Linked DNA regions of Homo sapiens: region 2 is linked to region 1. Evidence: read pairs that join two places in POLR2A ChIA-PET (ENCODE). Cell type or tissue: A673. All regions are shown on one strand. Links, peaks and the distances in the headings refer to the core of each region. The heading gives the core; the rest is flanking DNA. Region 1 has its middle 23 kb from the start of TPST1. Region 2 overlaps CRCP (CGRP receptor component).

Region 1 (10,153 bases), core at 1,928-6,927:
ATCATCAAAAAATCACATTCTAGAAAATGTGCTAAGCCAGCATTTCTCACTTTAATGAGCATACACATCATATCTTGTTAAAATGCAGATTCTGGCCAGGCGTGGTGGCTCACACCTGTAATCCCAGCACTCTGGGAAGCCAAGGAGGTGGATCACTTGAGGTCAGGAGTTCAAGAACAGCCTGGCCAACATGGTGAAACCCCATCTCTACTAATAATACAAAAATTAGGCCGGGTGTGGTGGCTCACACCTGTAATCCCAGCACTTTGGGAGGCTGAGGCGGGCTGATCACAAGGTAAGGAGTTTGAGACCAGCCTGGCCAACATGGTGAAACCCCATCTCTACTAAAAACACAAAAAAACAAAAATTAGCCGGGTGTGGTGGCTGGCACCTGTAATCCTAGCTACTCAGGAGGCTGAGGCAGGAGAATTGCTTGAAACTGGAAGTTGGAGGTTGTGGTGAGCTGAGATCAAGACACTGCACTCCAGCCTGGGCGACAGTGCAAGACTCTGTCTCAAAAAAAAAAAGGCCAGGCATGGTGGCTCACGCCTGTAATCCCAGCACTTTGGGAAGCCGAGGCTGGCAGATCATGAGGTCAGGAGATCCAGACCATCCTGGTTAACACGGTGAAACTCCGTCTCTACTAAAAATACAAAAAATTAGCTGGGCGTGGTGGCGGGCACCTGTAGTCCTAGCTACTCGGGAGGCTGAGGCAGGAGAATGGTGTGAATCCAGGAGGCGGAGCTTGCAGTGAGCTGAGATCACACCACTGCACTCCAGCCTGGGCAACAGAGCAAGACTCCGTCTCAAAAAAAAAAATTACCTGGGCACAGTGGCCCATGCATGTAATCCTAGCTACTCGGGAGGCTGACTGAGGCAGGAGAATCACTTGAACCTGGGAGGCAGAGGTTGCAGTGAGCCGAGATCATGCAGAGTGGCAGGGTGACAGAGTGAGACTCCATCCAAAAAATAAAATAAAATAAAATAAAATGCAGATTCTGATTCAGCAGGGCTGGGGTGGGGCCTGACAATTTACCTTAAGTTCTCAGATGATGATTGTGCTGTTGGACCATGGTCCATACTTTGAGTAGCAAGGGGGCTACATCAGTGTGTTACTGAAACCCCAGGGATTCAGTCTGGGTCCTGCCGCTCGCTGCACAGAAAGCCAACCATTGAGACGATGATTCTTGCCAAAGAAGAAGGCTTTAATTGGGTGCTGCAGGCCAGGAGAGGGGAGACAAGTCTCAAATCCATCTCCCTGACAGACTAAAATTAGGGGCTTAAACAGCAGGGAAGAAATGTAACTACCTCTGAGAAAAGAGGAACTCGGGAGGGGGTAAGGAAGCAATCATGATGAATGAGGGGCCTGGAGTCTCATTGTCTGGGTGCGATGGTCTGGTGAGTTTCAAGTCTTTGATACTTTTTTTTTTTTTTTTTTGAGATGGAGTCTCTGTCGCCCAGGCTGGAGTGCAGTGGGGCGATCTCAGCTCACTGCAAGCTCTGCCTCCCAGGATTACGCCATTCTCCTGCCTCAGCCTCCAGAGTAGCTGAGACTATAGGTGCCCGCCACCACGCCTGGCTAATTTTTTTGTATTTTTTTAGTAGAGACAGGGTTTCACCGTGTTAGCCAGGATGGTCTCGACCTCCTGACCTCGTGATCCGCCTGCCTCGGCCTCCCAAAGTGCTGGGATTACAGGTGTGAACCACCATGCCTGGCTGTCTTTGATACTTTTTGAGAGACTTGGGTGTCCTTTATTGAGGAAGGAATTCAGATAAAACAGATGTAAGTTTTAAGCTTTAAGATTGGAGGGGTTAGCCAGGTGCAGTGGCTCATGCCTGTAATCCCAGCACTTTGGGAGATCAAGGCAGGTGGATCACTTGAGGCCAAGAGTTCAAGACCAGCCTGGGCAACAAGTGAGACCCCCCCCACCCCATCTCTTAAAAAAAATTTTAGCTGAATGTGGTGGTGTGTGCCTGTAGTCCCAGCTACCTGGGGGACTGAGATAGGAGGATCACCTGAATCTGGAAGGTCGAGGCTGCAGTGAGCTGTGATCACGCCATTGTACTCCAGCCTGGGCAACAGAGTGAGACCCTGTCTCAAAAACAAACAAACAAAAACAAAAAAAGAAAAAATCCCACCCAGAAGGGCTTTGCTATTTGGAGGTGCACATAGATCTCAACAGAGAGAAGCTGAAGGTTATCACTAGTTTCCTAGAGGGCTGCGGAAGGACTTAAGGGGTGAGACAGAATGGAAAGGTATTTGCTTTCATCAATGAGACTGAAGGTAATAGACACCCAGTGACTGAAGGGAGGAGAGCCTCAGAAAACTCACCAACACACCAAAATACCAAAGAGCTGGCAGCGTTAAACATCCAACAAATTTGACACCAGCTCACAACAGTCACACTCAAACAAGACCTTTTCTGTTCCACTTTTTTTTCTCTTCCCTTCCTGTACTCCAATCCCAAGAGATCAGAAGTCAGCCACGCACAGCCCCTTTCTTTAAAGTCAGGCTTCAGGCTTCCCAGCTGTGTTCCAGAGCAATCTGTTTTTTTTGGGGGGGCGGTTTTTTGTTTTGTTTTGAGACAGAGTCTCGCTCTTTATTGACCAGGCTGGAGTGCAGTGGTGTCATCATAGCTCACTGCAGCATTGAACTCCTGGGGTCACATGATGCTGCCAACCTAAGCCTCCCAAGTAACTAGAATTACAGGCACATGCCATCATACCAGACTAATTTAAAAAAAAGTTTGGGGGCTGGGCATGTTGGCTCATACCTGTAATCCCAGCACTTTGGGAGGCCAAGACTGGCAGATCACTTGAGGTCAGGAGTTCGAGACCAGCCTGGCCAACATGATGAAGCCCTGTCTCTACTAAAAACACAAAAATTAGCTGGGCGTGGTGGCAGGTGCCTGTAATCCCAGCTACTCAGAAGGCTGAGGCGGGAGAATCACTTGAACCCAGGTGGCAGAGTTTGCAGTGAGCCGAGATTGTGCCATTGCACTCCAGCCTGGGCAACAAGAGTGAAACTCTATCTCAAAAAAAAAATTATTTTTGATAGAGACAAGGTCTCGCTATGTTGCCTGGCTGCTCTCAAACTTCTGGCCTCAAGTGATCCTCCCGCCTCAGCCTTGGAAAGTGCTAGGATTACAGGTGTGACCCATCATGCCCGGCCCCAGATCAATCTTTACTATGTCTGAGAAACCTCTTATCTCTTCTGCCTCCCCACCAGACTTTCAAGGCCTTGTTGAAGCACTCCTGGCTTAACTGGTGATCTCATATGCATTCCCTAATGAATCACTTGCACACTAATCTCTAACTCAAGTTTGGCTTCCTGGGAAACCCAACCCATGGCAAAGTAAATCTTAGTGCTGCTTTTGGAGAATGTTCTCAGGGAAGGCAATGACTTGCCCTTCTATACACCACACCCCCACCAAGCTATGCTTCTGACCAGTGTGGACAATCAATCAACAACTGTAGGGGTCCCCCATGGCACAGCCATGGTCAGGTACAGTTTAGCGAAATCATCTAAAAATGATCAGGATTGAATTTCTCACCAGCTCAATCCTGAGTACTCAGAATCTAAATTAAATTGATTTAAGGTCCATAAACATACTTGAGGCCAAGTATAGTGGCTCACACCAGTAATCCCAGAACTTTGGAAGGTAACAGGCAGATCACTTGAGGTCTGGATTTGGAAACCAGCCTGGCCAACATGGTGAAACCCTGTCTCTACTAAAACTACAAAAGCTAGCCAGGCTTGGTGGTGGGTGCCTGTAATCCCAGCCACTGGGGAGGCTGAGGCAGGAGAATCACTTGAACCTGGGAGGCAGAGGTTGCAGTGAGCCAAGACTGCGCCACTGCACTCCAGCCTGGGCAACAGAGTGAGGCTGTGTCTCAAAAATTAAAATAAAAAGATGCAAAAATTAGCTGGGTGTGGTGGCAGGCACCTGTAATTCCAGCTACTGAGGAAGCTGAGGCAGGAGAATCTCTTGAACCTGGGAAGCGGAAGTTGCAGTGAGCTGAGATTGCGCCACTGCACTCCAGCCTGGGCAACAGAGAGACACTGTGTCTCAAATAAATACACATACTTGAGGTAGATTCTTATAGTGAAGGCCTCTTGTGTTCACATCCTCCTGTATTCCAGCCTTGTGTAATACCCTCCCCTGCGGACTCTGGGCTTGGTCATTCGGTCTTGCATTGGTCAATGGAAACTTAGCAATTGTGAAGCCAGGAGAGGCTTGAAAAGGGCTTGCACTTTGGGGCACGTTCTCTTGCCGCTCTTTAGAGCTGCAAAAATGCCATGAGAGGCCTGGCGCGGTGGCTCACGCCTGTAATCCCAGCACTTTGGGAAGCCGAGACGGGTGGATCACAAGGTCAGGAGATCGAGACCATCCTGGCTAACACGGTGAAACCCCGTCTCTACTAAAAATACAAAAAATTAGCCAGGCATGGTGGCGGGCGCCTGTAGTCCCAGCTACTCAGGAGGCTGAGGCAGGAGAATGGCGTGAACCTGGGAGGCGGAGCTTGCAGTGAGCCAAGATAGCACCACTGCACTCCAGCCTGGGCGACGAGTGAGACTCCATCTCAAAAAAAAAAAAAAAAAATGCCATGAGAAGAAGCCTGGGCCAGCCCTTTTGGGAGATGAGAGACCACCTGGAACAGAGATGAACTGTCCCAGTTGAGGACCCCTTAGAACCATCAGCCTGCCAGCTACCAGATGTGAGTGAGACAGTCCCTGACTATTCAGAGCCAGCCATAAAACATTTAGACTCATAAAACAAGGGAAAAAACAAATGTTTATTGTCTCAAGCCACTCGATTTGGAGTGGTTTATTTTATTTTCACTTATATAAAACTCTTGTGACCTATTTTTTGCACTTGGTTTTCTTAAGAATCTTTCTTTTTCTTTTTTTCAGAGGCAGGGTCTTACTCTGTCACCCAGACTGGAGTACAGTGGCACAATCACAGCACTCAACTGTCTCCACCTCCTGAGAGCTCAAACAATCCTCCTGCTTCAGCCTCCTGGGTAGCTGAGACTCTATGGGTGTGCGACACCACGCCTGGCTATTTTTTATTTTTTTGTAGAGATGTGGTCTCACTATGTTGCCTAGGCTGGTCTCTAAATCCTGGCCTCAAGTGATCCTCCTGCCTGAGCCTCCTGAGTAGCTGGAACTACAGGTGTGAGCCACCATGCCTGGCCTAGCTTGAATAGTTTTGCTCCCTCAGAAGTGAGCTGTATTGCTGGAATGTTAAATGTGGCCTGGGAAAGAAAGCACACTTAGCCAAGGCTGGGCACAGTGGCTCACACCTGTAATCCCAGCACTTTAGGAGGCTGAAGCAGCCAGATCACTTGAGGTCAGGAGTTTGAGACCAGCCTGGCTAACATGGTGAAACCCTGTCTCTACTAAAAATACAAAAATTAGCCAGGCATGATGGTGCATGCCAGTAATCCTAGCTACCTGGGTGGCTGAGGCAGGAGAATTGCACGAACCCAGGAGGTAGAGGGTTGCAGTGAGCCAAGATCACACCACTGCACTCCAGCCTGGGCAATAGAGACAGAGTGAGACTCTGTCTTCAAAACAAACAAACAAACAAACAAACAAAGCATACTTAGGCAAGTTAGAGAGTTTCCACCAGGACATTTCCTCTCCTTACAAGTAAGCAGATGACAAACTTTACCAGTACAATGGCTAAGATGACTATTTGCCTTTGGCTTTCTGTGTTAACTACATAAGTTCTGTTTACAAAGGCAAAGCTATTTATCTTTTTATTTGGGAGTTATTCCAATGTTATTAAACTTAGGAAGTTCTTTTCCATCATAACATTTGATACATATTTTCCAGCTGGGTGTGGGTGACTCATGTCTGTAATCCCAGAATTTTGGGAGGCCCAGGCAGGAGGATCATCTGAGGCCAGAAGTTCAAGACCAGCCTGGGTAGTATAGTGAGATCTCATCTCTAAAAAATAAGTTTAAAAAATCAGCCAGGTGGCCGGGCGACTCTGGGAGGGCGAGGTGGGTGGATCACAAGGTCAGGAGTTCAAGAACAGCCTGGCCAAGATGGTAAAACCCCATCTCTACTAAAAATACAAAAATTAGCCGGGTGTGGTGGTGCACATCTGTAATCCCAGCTATTCGAGAGGCTGAAGCAGAAGGATCACTTGAACCCAGGAGGCAGAGGTTGCAGTGAGCCAAGATCGTGCCACTGCAATCCAGCCTGGGCGACAGAGCAATAGTCCATCTCAAAAGAAAAAAAAAATCAGCAAGTTGTAGGCTCGGTGTAATGGCTCACACCTGTAATCCCAGCACTTTGGGAGGCCGAGGTGGGCAGACCACTTGAGGTCAGGAGTTCAAGAGCAGCCTGGCCAACCTGGCAAAATCTGGTCTCTACCAAAAATACAATAATTAGCCAGATGTGGTGGTATGCACCAGTAATCCCAGCCACTCAGGAGGCTGAGCATGAGAATCGCTTGAACCTGTGAGGTGGAGGTTGTAGTAAGCTAAGATTGCACCACTGCACTCCAGCCTGGGTGACAGAAGGAGACTCAGTCTCAAAAAAAGAAAAAAAGTAGCCAGGTGCAGGGGCAGGTGCCTGTACTCCCAGCTATTGGAGAGGCTGAGGAGGGAGAATTGCTTGAACCCAGGAGGTTAAGTCTGCAGTGAGCTATGATTGTGCCACTGCACTCCAGCCTGGGTGACAGAGCAAGACTCTGTCTCTAAATAAATAAATAAATAAATACTTTCTCTCTAGTATTTTAATGGATTAACAAATCAGTTTAACTCTTTAATGCATTTGTTATTAACTTGGATGTAAAGTGTGAGTGTTTACATAAGTCCATTTTCTCCCGAGACTTATATATATATGTGTATATGTATATATACCTCAATGATTTATCTATTCTCATTCTGGTGTTACACATGATTACAGTTTTACAACGTATTTTTCCACATAAGAGGAAGAATCTCTGTTATTACTCTTTATTTTTTGAGACAGAGTTTTGCTCTTGTTGCACAGGCTGGAGTGCAATGGCATGATCTCGGCTCACTGCAACCTCCACCTCCCGGATTTAAGCGATTCTCCTGCCTCAGCCTCCCGAGTAGCTGGGATTAGATTACAGGCATGCGCCACTACGGCCGGCTAATTTTGTATTTTTAATAGAGATGGGGTTTCTTAATGTTGGTCAGGCTGTTCTCCAGCTCTTTTTTTTTTGTTGTTGTTCTCCAACTCTTGACCTCAGGTGGTCTGCCCGCCTTGGCCTTCCAAAGTGCTGGGATTACAGGGATGAGCCACTGCACCCGGCTTATTACTTTTTTTTTTTTTTTTGAGGAGTCTCACTCTGTCATCCAGGCTGGAGTGCAGTGGCGCGATCTCTGCTCACTGCAAGCTCTACCTCCCAGGTTCACGCCATTCTCCTGCCTCAACCTTCCGAGTAGCTGGGACTACAGGTGCCCGCCACCACGCCTGGCTAATTTTTTGTATTTTTAGTAGAGATGGGGTTTCACTGTGTTAGCCAGGAAGGTCTCGATCTCCTGACCTCGTGATCCACCTGCCTCAGCCTCCCAAAATGCTGGGATTACAGGCGTGAGCCACCACACCCGGCCTACTCACTCTTATTCTTCACAGATTTCTCAGTGGTTATTTTGTCTATTCTTTTGTTTGTTTGTTTTTGAGACCGGGTCTCTGTGTCACCCTGGAGTGCAGTGGCACCATCTTGGCTCACTACAGCCTCAACCTCTCAGGCCCAATCAATTCTCCCACTTCAGCCTCCCAAATAGCTGGGACTACAGGTATATGCCTCCACACCTGGCTATTTTTTGCTTTTTTTATTTTAATTTTTATTTTTTTAGAGACGGGGTTCTTGCTATGTCATCCAGGCTGGTCTCGAACTCCTGGGCTCAAGCAATCCACCCATCTTGGCCTCCAAAGTGCTGGGATTACAGGCGTAAAGCACCATGCCCAGTCATTATGTTTATAACTGTGTTGTGGATATTTGTCATGTTTGTGAGCTGACTTTTTTTTTTTTTCAGACAGTCTCACTCTGTCACCTAGGCTGGAGTGCAGTGGCATGATCTCAGCTCACTGCAACCTCTGCCTCCCGGGTTCAAGCAATTCTCCCTGCCTCAGCCTCCCAAGTAGCTGGGATTACAGGCATGTGCCAACACACCCAGCTAATTTTTGTATTTTTTGTAGAGATGGGGTTTCTCCATGTTGGCCAGGCTGGTCTCGAACTCCTGACCTCAGGTGATCTGCTCGTCTCCACCCCACAAAGTGCTGCGATTACAGGCGTGAGTCACTGTGCCCATTTGAGAAAAGGAATCACTAGCTATGGTAGCCACAGCCTTACAGAATGTATTTCTTTTTTTTTTTTTTTTTGAGACGGAGTTTTGCTTTTTCACCCAGGCTAGAGTGAAGTGGCACGATCTTGACTCACTGCAATCTTTACTCCCCAGCTTCCAGTGATTCTCCTGCCTCAGACTTCCCAGTAGCTGGGATTACAGGCGTGCGTCACCACGCCTGGCTAATTTCTGTATTTTTAGTAGAGACAGGATTTCACCATGTTGGCCAGGCTAGTCTCAAACTCCTGACCTCAGGTGATCCACCTGCCTCAGCATCCCAAAGTGCTGGGATTACAGGCATGAGCCACTGTGCCCGGTCTTGTGAGCTATTTTGAAGAATTTTCTGCCTTATGAGTCTTGCCACTACCCCATCCCCCAAGTTAGAAGCCAGGAAGCATGATTCTCCAGCCTCCCTTGCAGCTAAGGAATGGTCATGTGACTTAGGCTAGGTCATGTGACTGAGGCTCCACTAATCCAACATACTGTTGTGATACTTTAGAAATAAACATGAGCCAGGCATGGTGGTGCAACCTGTAATCCCATCACTTTGGGAAGCATAGGTGAGAGGATCGCTGGAGCCCAGAAGTTCAAGGCTGCAGTGAGCTATGATCATGCTACTGCACCCTAGCCTGGGCAACACAGTAAGACCCTGGTCTCTTTTTTTTTTTTTTTTTTGAGATGGGGTCTTGCTCTGTCTCCCAGGCTGAAGTGCAGTGGTGTGATCTTGGCCTACTGCAAGCTCCGTCTCCCGGGTTCATGCCATTCTCCTGCCTCAGCCTCCCAAGTAGCTGGGACTACAGGCACCCACCACCACGCCCGGCCAATTTTTTGTATTTTTAGTAGAGACGGGGTTTCACCATGTTAACCAGGATGATCTTGATCTCCTGATCTCGTGATCCACCCGTCTTGGCCTCTTAAAGTGCTGGGATTACAGGCCTCAGCCACCACACCCAGTCCCAGACCCTGGTCTCTTAAAAAAAAAAAAAAATGGCCAGCCACAGTGGCTCACGCCTGTAATCCCAGCACTTTGGGAGGCCAAGGCAGGTGGATCACGAGGTCAGGAGATCAAGACCATCCTGGCTAACACGGTGAAACTCCGTCTCTACTAAAAATAGAAAAAATTAGCTGGGTGTGGTGGTGGATGCCTGTAGTCCCAGTTACTCAGGAGGCTGAGGCAGGAGAATGGCATGAACCCGGGAGACAGAGCTTGCAGTGAGCCCAGATTGCGCCACTGCACTTCAGCCTGGGCAACAGAGCGAGACTCCGTCTCAGAAAAAAAAAAAAAAAAAGAGGCCAGGCACGGTGGCTCACGCCTGTAATCCCAGCACTTTGGGAGTCCGAAGCGGGCAGATCATGAGGTCAAGAGATCAAGACCATCCTGGCCAACATGGTGAAACCCTTTCTCTACTAAAAGTACAAAAATTAGCTGGGCATTGTGGCACATGCCTGTCTGTAGTCCCAGCTACCTGGGAGGCTGAGGCAGGAGAATTGCTTGAACCTGGAAGGCGGAGGTTGTAGTGAGGCAAGATTGTGCCTCTGCACTCCAATCTGGCAACACAGTGAGACTCTGTCTCAAAAAAAAAAAAAAAAAGAATTAATTAAATAAACAACATGAAAAAGCAGGCTCTATGTGGAGTCCATCCATCTGCTGGTGAGGATGACCACAGCAATGTCCAGCTCTGGGGGCTGGCAATAGCTGTGAGGTTGAGTTCCAGATACACATGTGGCATTGGTGCTGGTGACAGTGGTGGATGCAGTGGTTTCTGTCCCTGGCATCAGTGCACATTGGCTCAGTGTCCTGCACTTGGAAGGCTGGTTC
Region 2 (10,153 bases), core at 1,860-6,859, 58 kb after region 1:
CCATTCTCCTGCCTGAGCCTCCCGAGCAGCTGGGATTACAGGCGCCCGCCACCTTGCCCGGCTAATTTTTTGTATTTTTAGTAGAGACGGGGTTTCACCGTGTTAGCCAGGATGTTCTTGATCTCCTGACCTCGTGATCCGCCCGCCTCGGCCTCCCAAAGTACTGGGATTACAGGCGTGAGACACCGCGCCCGGCCGCTAATTTATTTTTTTAAGAGCTGGGGGTCTTGCTAGGTTTCCCAGGCTGAGCTCTAACTCATAGCCTCAAGCAATCTTCTCTCCTTGGCCTTCCCAAGTGCTGAGATTACAGGCGTGAGACACTGCACTTAACCTACTACCTTCTAGACCTCCTGAGTCTTTCTGAGTTTAGACTCTAGCACATGGAAAATTCACAGTCAAGGTATAAATGGTTCTTTCTACACCTGGAGTGAGCCTATCAGATGGTTTTGCTAGTGCCAAATAGGAGGCAAAAATGCTGGAATATCTCCTCTCTTACCAACCTTTTTCCTTCTTTTCCTTTCTCCAGCAATCCCACCCTAAGCCCAAAAAATTCTACATTTCTTAATTTCTACTATTCAGAAAGGTGAGTCAACTAAACTCACTCTCTTTTTTTATTTTTTAAGTAGGGATGGGGTTTCACCATGTTGGCCAGGATGGTCTCAATCTCCTGACCTCGTGATCCGCTGGCCTTGGCCTTCCAAAGTGCTGGGATTATGGGCATGAGCCACTGTGCTCGGCTTAAACTCACTTTCAAAATAAGGATGTTAATACCCATAAGACTATTTGCAATGTATAAAAGCATTATAAATATATAAATATATCAAAGGTGATAATTAGGAAAAATCATAAAAATTTTAATGGGAAATTCTGCAGACAGAAACAGCCTTAAAATAGATGCTTCTATCCTATGACTACATCCCAAATGATGATTTGGAATCGTTGAGATTTAGAGAAGGTTGCCCCCTCTAAAATAGAGTCTTCCCAGCTTTCCTGAAGTACTATGTATAACGTGTCAAGCTTACACTATTCCAAGGTCCACCAGATGTTGCCATGTCTTATTTTAAAGTGGAAAATCCAAATAAATTCAGTCATTTCTTTTTTCTTTTTCTTTCTTTCTTTCTTTTTTTTTTTTTTGAGACAGAGCCTTGGTCTATTGCCCAGGCTGGAGTGCAGTGGCACATCTTAGTTCACTGCAACCTCCGCCTCCTGGGTTCAAGTGACCCTCCTGCCTCAGCTGGGATCCGAAGTAGCTGGGACTACAGGCATGTGCCACCACACCCAGCTAATTTTTGTATTTTTTAGTAGAGACTGGGTTTCACCATGTTGGCCAGGCTAGTTTTGAACTCCTGACCTCAAGTGATCCAGCCTCAGCCTCCCAAAGTGCTGGGATTACAGGCGTGAACCACTGCACCCAGCCTGAATTCAGTCATTTCTAACCAAAATCAATTTAACAATCTCAGGAGCGAAGGGCAAACTATCAGAGAGGAAAATGTAACAATCCAATTTACCTCGTAGTTACTGAGAAGCGCAGAATTGGCATCCTTCCTGAAAAAGAAAAGTAAGCTATCATCAGTCTGGGCTCACACCCCTTTCTGGGTATCAAATTCTGTAAAAGAATTCCTGTCAAGATACAGTAGTCCACTTTTTGAATTTAGGGACTACAACCTAAAATTGAAACTGAGAAATGTCCTAAGTCCAACATGGTTTAGCTAGCTGTGGGCAATTTCAGAGTAGACTTGGGAACAAAGTGCTGTCCCATCCCACAGCCATGTCCTCTCCCCATTACTATCTGCCTCCCATCAGCTATTGACATCTTGGGCTGCCACGTCCTCCTGCTGAATCAACAGAAATGGCCCACTTAACACCAATGTCACCACTGGGAATTCCAGCCATGGGCAAGTATCCTGCCAAATATCTGCCATGCTCCCAGGGTGTTCACCACCTACGTCAACTCAACAGGTACAGTCAGGGTGGCAAGCAGTGGCCAAAAGCCTGGTTCCCTGTGTAACAGTTAATCCAGGCAATATGCCATCTTTCCTGAGTGAAGAAACACAACGATGTGACATATATTAAATCACAATCGATCCACTCTACAATAGCATATCAGAAAGCATTGTTTTCAGCAGTCTGGAGGCAGTGGAGTATGACAAAGAACATAGTTTTGAAATCAGATTTGGGTTCATGTTCTAGCTCTGCCACTTATGTGCTGTGAGAATTTTAGTTAAGTTAATTACTCCTTAAGTTTTCCTTCTAAAATAAAAATGGGATGAAACTAGTATCTAAAAGTATGGCCTGGATTCTAAATCCAGCTCCTGAATTCTTTGGCCATGTGAATCTAGGCAAGTTACTTAATCTCATTATGCTTACATTTCCTATCTATGAAACGGCAACTATAGTATCAACCTTGTAAGACTGTTCACAGGGTTCACTGGAAACATGTAAAGTACTTGGAACATAGTAAGTGCTCAATAAGCACCAACATTATCACTACTACTATCTGGGCAACTACCACTACCACCAGCAACTCCTACCTCATCAAACTGTTATGATAAAATGAGACAACAAATTTTAAAAGTTTAGAATAGTTCTTGGTACTTGTATTAACATCTCCATAATGGAAGGCTATTATTTGTAAAAGATATTATCCCAGTTAATTCTCACTGAAAACCCTGTGATGTAGGAGCTATTCGTATGATTCCTACTCTGCAGAGATAAAGCACAAGACTCAGAAATTAAGTAACTTGCTCAAGGTCACACAGTAAGAAGTCTAAATAAAGTGGAAGGTAACTATGGAACTGTGGGAAATGAGACTGAACTGGATGAATGGAAACTGGTCATGCAGAATCCTTAAAAATCAGGTAGAGGGGTCTGCACTTGATTTGTAATGTGCAACAGAGACCTCTGTATGTTCTTAAACCAGGAGTGTGGCGAGATGATCCAAATGATGACCCAAGACTTCAAAAGCATGGGCCAGATAGGTGACTTCCGAGTCAATAAATAAAGCAAAACTAACAGTGGTTCACAAAGAGATAGACCTCGGCCTTAGGTCATCAGCACAGTGATGTCAGCACTATAATCAAATCAGCTCTGTGAAGCTTACCAAATGCTACCAGTGATTCAAGCTACGATTTCACAAAAGTGCTGCTTTGCCCAAATGACCACAAACACACTGAAGTCACAAAGAGTATCATATTTGAAAGGAATCTAACACAGGAAGGACAATGCATAATTAGTGCATGTGACAGAGTTCATTTAAAATTGAAAATGACAAATCAAACCACATGTCATCTTTGCCTGCTTAATCAGGAAATCTGCCCACTGGCTTCCTCCTATCTTTGCTTGAAATTGAGTTATAACTCCCTGTGCTCTCCAAAATATGAGGCATTAAAACATCCCTTCCTGGAATACTTGACTCGAGAAAAAATATGAATGTTTTTTCTCTTCAGGGCCAATGGATCCATCGCAGGTGCACTGTTACAACTTTATTTCCAAATAATGGCCCCTTCTCTGTCATTCAGAATATTCCACGTCGTGGGAAATTTGTCCTTGGCCATTCCAAGTTACTACCCCACTAAACAAGTCAATAGTGTAATGCAAGAATCCAAAGAACACCCTCTGCCTCTTCTAGAACGAATATAAAGGAGGAAAACCCTCTTTCACATAAGTTTTAATGAATCTGTGTTTTGGGATCAAGAGAACCAATTGATGTTTACACAGGTACTCTGTGTAACAGACTCTGGCTGACAGAAGCTGATTTATTCATTGATTTTATCAGGAAGATAAATTTTTTTAAAACCCAGCTAAATATTCACAGAATAAATGCCAATCAATGTATGCTAGGCCTTTCCTTATTTAATAAAATGTCAAGAGGTACTTTATCTACCTTTTATGAAGTCCTAAACGAGCTGTATGTATTGGGGAATTTTTTTAAAGGCAGTTTTTATCTTTGAGAAGTTACTGTAACCACCACTAAACGACAGGTTGTTGGCAACAGGATATGGTGAAACCAGACAGACATCAACTTAATCAAGTTATCCAATTTCACAGCACCAATGATGTGACGCATGAGAAAGACACATCCCTCAGAGCAATCCAGCCCCAAGATGTTTAATTCAAATCTATCCATGAGGATATAATCAGAGAATTCCAAATTGAGGAACAGTCTTCAAAACAACTGGGTTAAATTTAGACTCTTCAAATATCAATGTCATCTGTCACAGTGCCAATGTCACAAAAAGAAGCTAAGGAAACTTCCAGAGGAAAGGAAATTAAAGAAACATGACAACTAAATGCAATGTGTAGTTCTTCACTGGATCCTGAATTGGGAGGAAAAAGAACACTATTATGGCAACTGAAGAAATGTGAGTTTACATTGTATCTTAATAATAGTAGATTATCATCGCTAAGTTTCCTGAGTGTGATAAGGCGACTGTAGCTACATAGAATGCCCTTTTTCAAGAAGGGGTGAAATGATCTGCTATCTACAACTCTCTAATGGTTCAGTAAAGTAAGTGTGTGCACCTGTGTATGGAGAGAAAGCTCATGCCTGTGCAAAAGAAATAAGGGAATGCCAGGCATTGTGGCTCACACCTGTCATCCCAGCTACTCCGGGCTGAGACAGGAGGATCACTTCGTCCCGGAGTTTGAATCCAGCCTGGGCTCAAGTGTCTCTAATCAAAAACAAGAAAGGAAGAAAGAAAGGAAGGAAGGAAGGGAAGGAGGGAGGAAGGAAGGAAGGGAGGGAGGGAGGGAGGAGGGAGGGAAAAGAAAAAAGAAAAGAGAAAAAGGAAAAGGCAGCAAATATCAGAATCAAAATGTTAACAAGTGGTGACTCTAGGTAACGCGTATACAGGTATTTGTGGCATTCTTTTTATTTTTAGTTTTTTTTTGAGAAGGAGTCTCGCTCTGTCTCCCAGGCTGGAGTGCAATGGTGCGATCTCGGCTCGCTGCAAGCTCCGCCTCCCAGGTTCATGCCATTCTCCTGCCTCAGCCTCCCAAGCAGCTGGGACTACAGGCACCCGCCATCAGCCCGGCTAATTTTTTGTATTTTTGGTAGAGACGGGGTTTCACTGTGTTAGCCAGGATGGTCTCGATCTCCTGACCTCGTGATCCGCCCGCCTCGGCCTCCCAAAGTGCTGGGATTACAGGAGTGAGCCACTGGGCATGGCTTTTTTTTTTTTTTTTTTTTTTTTTTTTTTTTTTTTGAGACGGAGTCTCACTCTGTCACCCAGGCTGGAGTGCAGTGGCGCGATCTCGGCTCACTGCAAGCTCCGCCTCCCGGGTTCACGCCATTCTCCTGCCTCAGCCTCTGGAGTAGCTGGGACTACAGGCGCCAGCCACCACGCCCGGCTCATTTTTTTAGTACAGACGGGATTTCACCATGTTAGCCAGGATGGTCTCGATCTCCTGACCTTATGATCCGCCCGCCTCGGCCTCCCAAAGTGCTGGGATTACAGGCCTCAGCCACTGCGCCCGGCCCCCCCACCTTTTTTTTTTTTTGAGACAAGAGTTTCGCTCTTGTTGCCCAGGCTGGAGTGCAATGGCATGATCTCAGCTCACCATAACCTCCACTTCCCGAGTTCAAGCGATTCTCCTGCCTCAGCCTCCCAAGTAGCTGGTATTACAGGCATGAGCCACCACACCTGGCTAATTTTGTATTTTTAGTAGAGACGGGGTTTCTCCATGTTGGTCAGGCTGGTCTCAAACTCCTGACCTCAGGTGATCTGACCGCTTTGCCCTCCCAAAGTACTGGGATTACAGGCGTGAGCCACCATACCAGGCATCTAAAAGTTTTTTAGAGCTATTAGAACTTAATAGACACATCTAGCAATTATAAACGTAGAAGCTGTTGATCTCTACAAAGCAGGAACTGTCTGCTCTACAGCTAACACTTTAGTATTATGTAATATATTCACATGCAATCAGACTTCTAGAAACTGCTTACCTATACAAAACTTCATATTCTCCTGTAGGACTTAGAATAGTACTCATTTTACGCCAGGCGCAGTGGCTCACACCTGTAATCCCGGCACTTTGGGAGGCCAAGTCGGGCGCATCACGAGATCAGGAGATCAAGACCATCCTGGCTAACACGGTGAAACCCCGTCTCTACTAAAAATACAAAAAATTAGCCGGGCGTAGTGGCGGGCGCCTGTAATCCCAGCTACTCAGGAGGCTGAGGCAGGAGAATGGCGTGAACCCGGGAGGCGGAGCTTACAGTGTGCCGAGATGGGGCTACTGCACTCCAGCCTGGGCGACAGAGCGAGACTCCATCTCAAAAAAAAAAAAAAAAAGAAAGAAAGAAAGAATAGTACTCATTTTATTGACATGTGTTTAAAGCAAATACTCTAAGTGCATTTTAAAGACTGTCTAGAAAAAAGTCCAGGGACTTGTGCACACAGAGGAGAGACCATGTGAGAACATATCAAGAAGTTTGCAATCTGCAAGCTCAGGCAAGAGGCCTCAAAAGAAACCAAACCTGCTACACCTTGATCCAGTCTCCCGAACTGTCAGAAAACAAGTGTTTGCTGTCTAAGCCACCCAGTGTCTGGTGCTTTCTAAAAGCAGCCTGGCAAATTAACATAGCAATGCTTGAGTAAAAAAAAAAACAAAACAACTGTCTAAATCTATACTACAGGCAGGCAGTTACTTAATTTCCTTAAGTAATGAATTAGATGACTGAAGCTGACTTTCCATTTGACACTTCTTGTAAAATTTGCTTAAAATGGTGAGTCAAGTGGATGTAAACAACTACTTGAGGAAACTGAATTCCAAATAAACAGAACAAAATGATCTCTTGGTGGACTTTCCTTAGAAGCAAACACATACACAAATGGCACATGCAAACAGTGCCTTTTTTTTTTTTTTTTTTTTTGAGACGGAGTCTTGCTCTGTCGCCCAGGCTGGAGTGCAGTGGCGCGATCTCAGCTCACCGCAAACTCCGCCACCCGGGTTCATGCCATTCTCCTGCCTCAGCCTCCCAAGTAGCTGGGACTACGGGCACCCACCACCACGCCCGGCTAATTTTTTGTATTTTTAGTAGAGATGGGGTTTCACTGTGTTAGCCAGGATGGTCTTGATCTCCTGACCTTGTGATCCACCCACCTCGGCCTCCCAAAGTGCTGGGATTACAGGCGTGAGCCACTGTGCCCGGCCAAACAGTGCCTATTAATTGCCACACAGTCAACTCTTACACAGGCAATGACGAAAATAATTGCTCAAATTCTCCTATGCCCAACCTATGCTATCAAGTCATGCTCTGAAAACCTAAACTCTGGTACAAGCAAACGGAGCAGCTTCTGAAGTCAATGAACAACTTAACTTGTAGCATTCTCTTGGGAGCTAGCAAATGAGTATCCTCTTTCCAGTCCTGTTACTGAGTTGTTATAGTACCTATTACCCACCTTTTCTAAATATGAGTATTTCCAGCTGTAAAAGGAAAGAAATCCTGACACTACCTCAAAAAGATGGTACAGAGGATAATGTCTATTTTCCCAATTATATATATTACGTTCAAGAATAAAAGAGTGGATACAAACTTTTCCAGCCATATAAATGATCATTTATAGACAAAGCCAAATAGCAAATACCTTATAGATAGAAATACCTAATTTTGCTATATAAATATTTTGCATGGTGGCGCATGCCTGTAGTCCCAGCTAGTCAGGAGGCTGAGGCAGAAGAATCGCTCGAATCCAGGAAGTGGAGATTGCAGTGAGCTGAGATTGCACCACTGCACTCTAGCCTAGGTGATGGAGTGAGACTCCATCTCAAAAAAAAAAAAAAATTGTATGCTTTTACTTGACGAAAATACATTTCCAAGTAATGGTCAAGAAATTTTTATTTTTAAATTGTCAATCAAATAAAGCATAAATATTCCTCCCCTTAAATAAATTTCTGGGCCAGCGCGGTGGCTCATGCCTGTAATCCCAGCACTTTCGGAGGCCGAGGCGGTAGAATCACCTGAGCTCAGGAGTTCAAGACCAGCCTGGCCAACATGATGAAACCCCATCTCTACTGAAAATACAAAAATTAGCCAGGCAGCTACCCAGTAGGCTCAGGCAGGAGGACTGCTTGAACTCGGGAGGCGGAGGTTGCAGTCAGCCGAGATTGCGCCATTGCACTCCAGCCTGGGTGACAAGAGCGAAACTCCATCTCAAAAAAAAAAGAAGAAATTTCAGGTATTATTATTATTATTATTATTATTATTATTATGTATTAGTTACTTAGTAGGTATTTCCTCAATCAGAATTTTAAAAAGTAGCAAAAACTTAGGGGAGCTGTTCATTGTGCCTCCTCACTTCAGGTTCTGGGAGTGTCTGATAGAGGTACAATATACAGGCATCCCCTGGTATTCACTGGAGATTGGTCCCAGGACCCCCACATATACTAAAATCCAAACATGCTTGTGTCCCAGAGAGCCTTGCAGAACCAGCAGCTAGGAAGCCAGCTCTCCACATACGTGGGTATATTCTCATCCCTCAAATACTATATTTTCATTCTCTGTGTTTGGTTGCAGATGTGGAACCTGCAGATATGGAGGGCCAACTGCATTTATTTTTTAAAATCTGCGTATAAGGAGATCCATGAAGTTCAAGCTCGTGTTGTTCAAGGGTCAACTGTATCTGCAACTCAAGGTTCTGCTAAAGATCCTAAGGAGCAGACTTCCAAAGGTCACGCCTCCTGTTGAAGACCAGGTGAGGACCAGAAGTTAGGCTTCCAGACCTTTCCACTCCAGGGCCCTTCCACTCCCAAATCACATGTCTATCTCAGGAAACCTCATTTTCCCATGAATTACTGGCTGCAAAATTCTTGATTGGTTACAGGAAGTCACTGACTACTTGGCAGAAGGGGACAGGCTGTTACAAGAACAAAACCCCGTGATTCAAACCATTTCACTTAGGAAAATCAGAAAATATACACGCCTAGCAACTAGGATGCTAGCTAATGAATTTATACAGTCGGCTTTCCTTAGCCTCAGGTTCCACATCCTTAGATTCAACCAACCTCAAATGAAAAACATGCAAAAAACATTTTTTTTTCTTTTTCTTTTTTTCTTTTTTTTTGAGACGGGGTCTCGCTCTATCGCCCAGGCTGGAGTGCAGTGGTGCGATCTTGGCTCACTGCAAGCTCCACCTCCCGGGTTCACGCCATTCTCCTGCCTCAGCCTCCCGATAGTAGCTGGGACTACGGGCGCCCGCCACAGCGCCCAGCTAATTTTTTCTATTTTTAGTAGAGAAGGGGTTTCACTGTGTTAGCCAGGATGGTCTCGATCTCCTGACCTCATGATCCGCCCCACTCAGCCTCCCAAAGTGCTGGGATTACAGGCATGAGCACCGGGCTGCAAAAAAAAATTTTAAGAAAATGCTACATTGTTGCTGACATGTACTATGTAGTTAGGCCTAGGATGGCTGCCTCTACACTGAACATGGATAGACTGCTTTTTGTCATTATTCCCTAAACAACACAGTACAACTACTATTTACACAGCCTTTACATTGCATCAGATATGACAAGTTGGTTGATAATCAAACAGTTTTTCCTCTGCTCTCACTCGACAACAATCAATACAGAAGACTTCTGTGACCAGATGTGTGGGGTTTTCTCTCTACCAATAAACAAGCAATCAATTCTGCAGCCAACACCAGCTGGGTACCCTCCAATCCAATTCATTTCAGACACTATCTGAAAACAGTGTGAGATTCCACAGGCTGAGGGCTCAGTCCCAGAAGACTGCCCCTACTTCAGACAGCAGTCACACAAGTCAGGGCCTCCAGAACTTCTCAACGGCGGGCTTCAAGCTGCAGTTCCCAAGACCTCCTCTTTAGGCTTCATTAATTTGCTAGAATGGCTCACAAAACACCTACTTAGGTTTACTGGTTTATTTAAAGGATATTACCAAGCATACAGATGAAGTGGTGCACAGGGTGAGGGATAGAGAGGGGGCGCAGAGCTCTATGCCCTCCCCAGGCATACCACCCTCCAGAAACTTCCACCTGTTAGACTATCCAGAAGTTCTCTTGGGCGTTTTGTAGAGATTTCATTAGAGAGATGATTGAAGCATGGCCAACCTCACAGTAATTGACTGGACAGAGAGTGTGATCTAATACTAAGACTGAGTGCAGACACCCAGCAAGGCCCATCCAGATTCTCC

What was found. Peaks named below come from ENCODE experiments on the same cell type or tissue, not always from the same donor. Only the 100,000 strongest peaks of a DNase experiment are listed, where the experiment ranks them.
Region 2: POLR2A ChIA-PET joins it to region 1 with 9 read pairs; 6 of 35 experiments call an interaction of 5 or more read pairs at or near these places.

The regions. Positions count from the first base shown.
Region 1 is chr7:66,177,066-66,187,218 of GRCh38, reverse strand. No RefSeq gene overlaps it. Among named protein-coding and RNA genes, the nearest start is that of TPST1, 23 kb to the left of the region's middle. RefSeq lists a silencer at 9,117-9,280. In A673, for the core only: no CTCF peak of the experiment used is centred there; no DNase peak of the experiment used is centred there.
Region 2 is chr7:66,119,096-66,129,248 of GRCh38, reverse strand. CRCP (CGRP receptor component) reads right to left here. Exons shown (of 6, transcript NM_014478.5): 2 at 1,509-1,545. Among named protein-coding and RNA genes, the nearest start is that of CRCP, 9.3 kb to the right of the region's middle. In A673, for the core only: no CTCF peak of the experiment used is centred there; a DNase peak (open chromatin) is centred at 4,008; H3K4me3 peaks cover 892 bases; H3K27ac peaks cover 3,052 bases.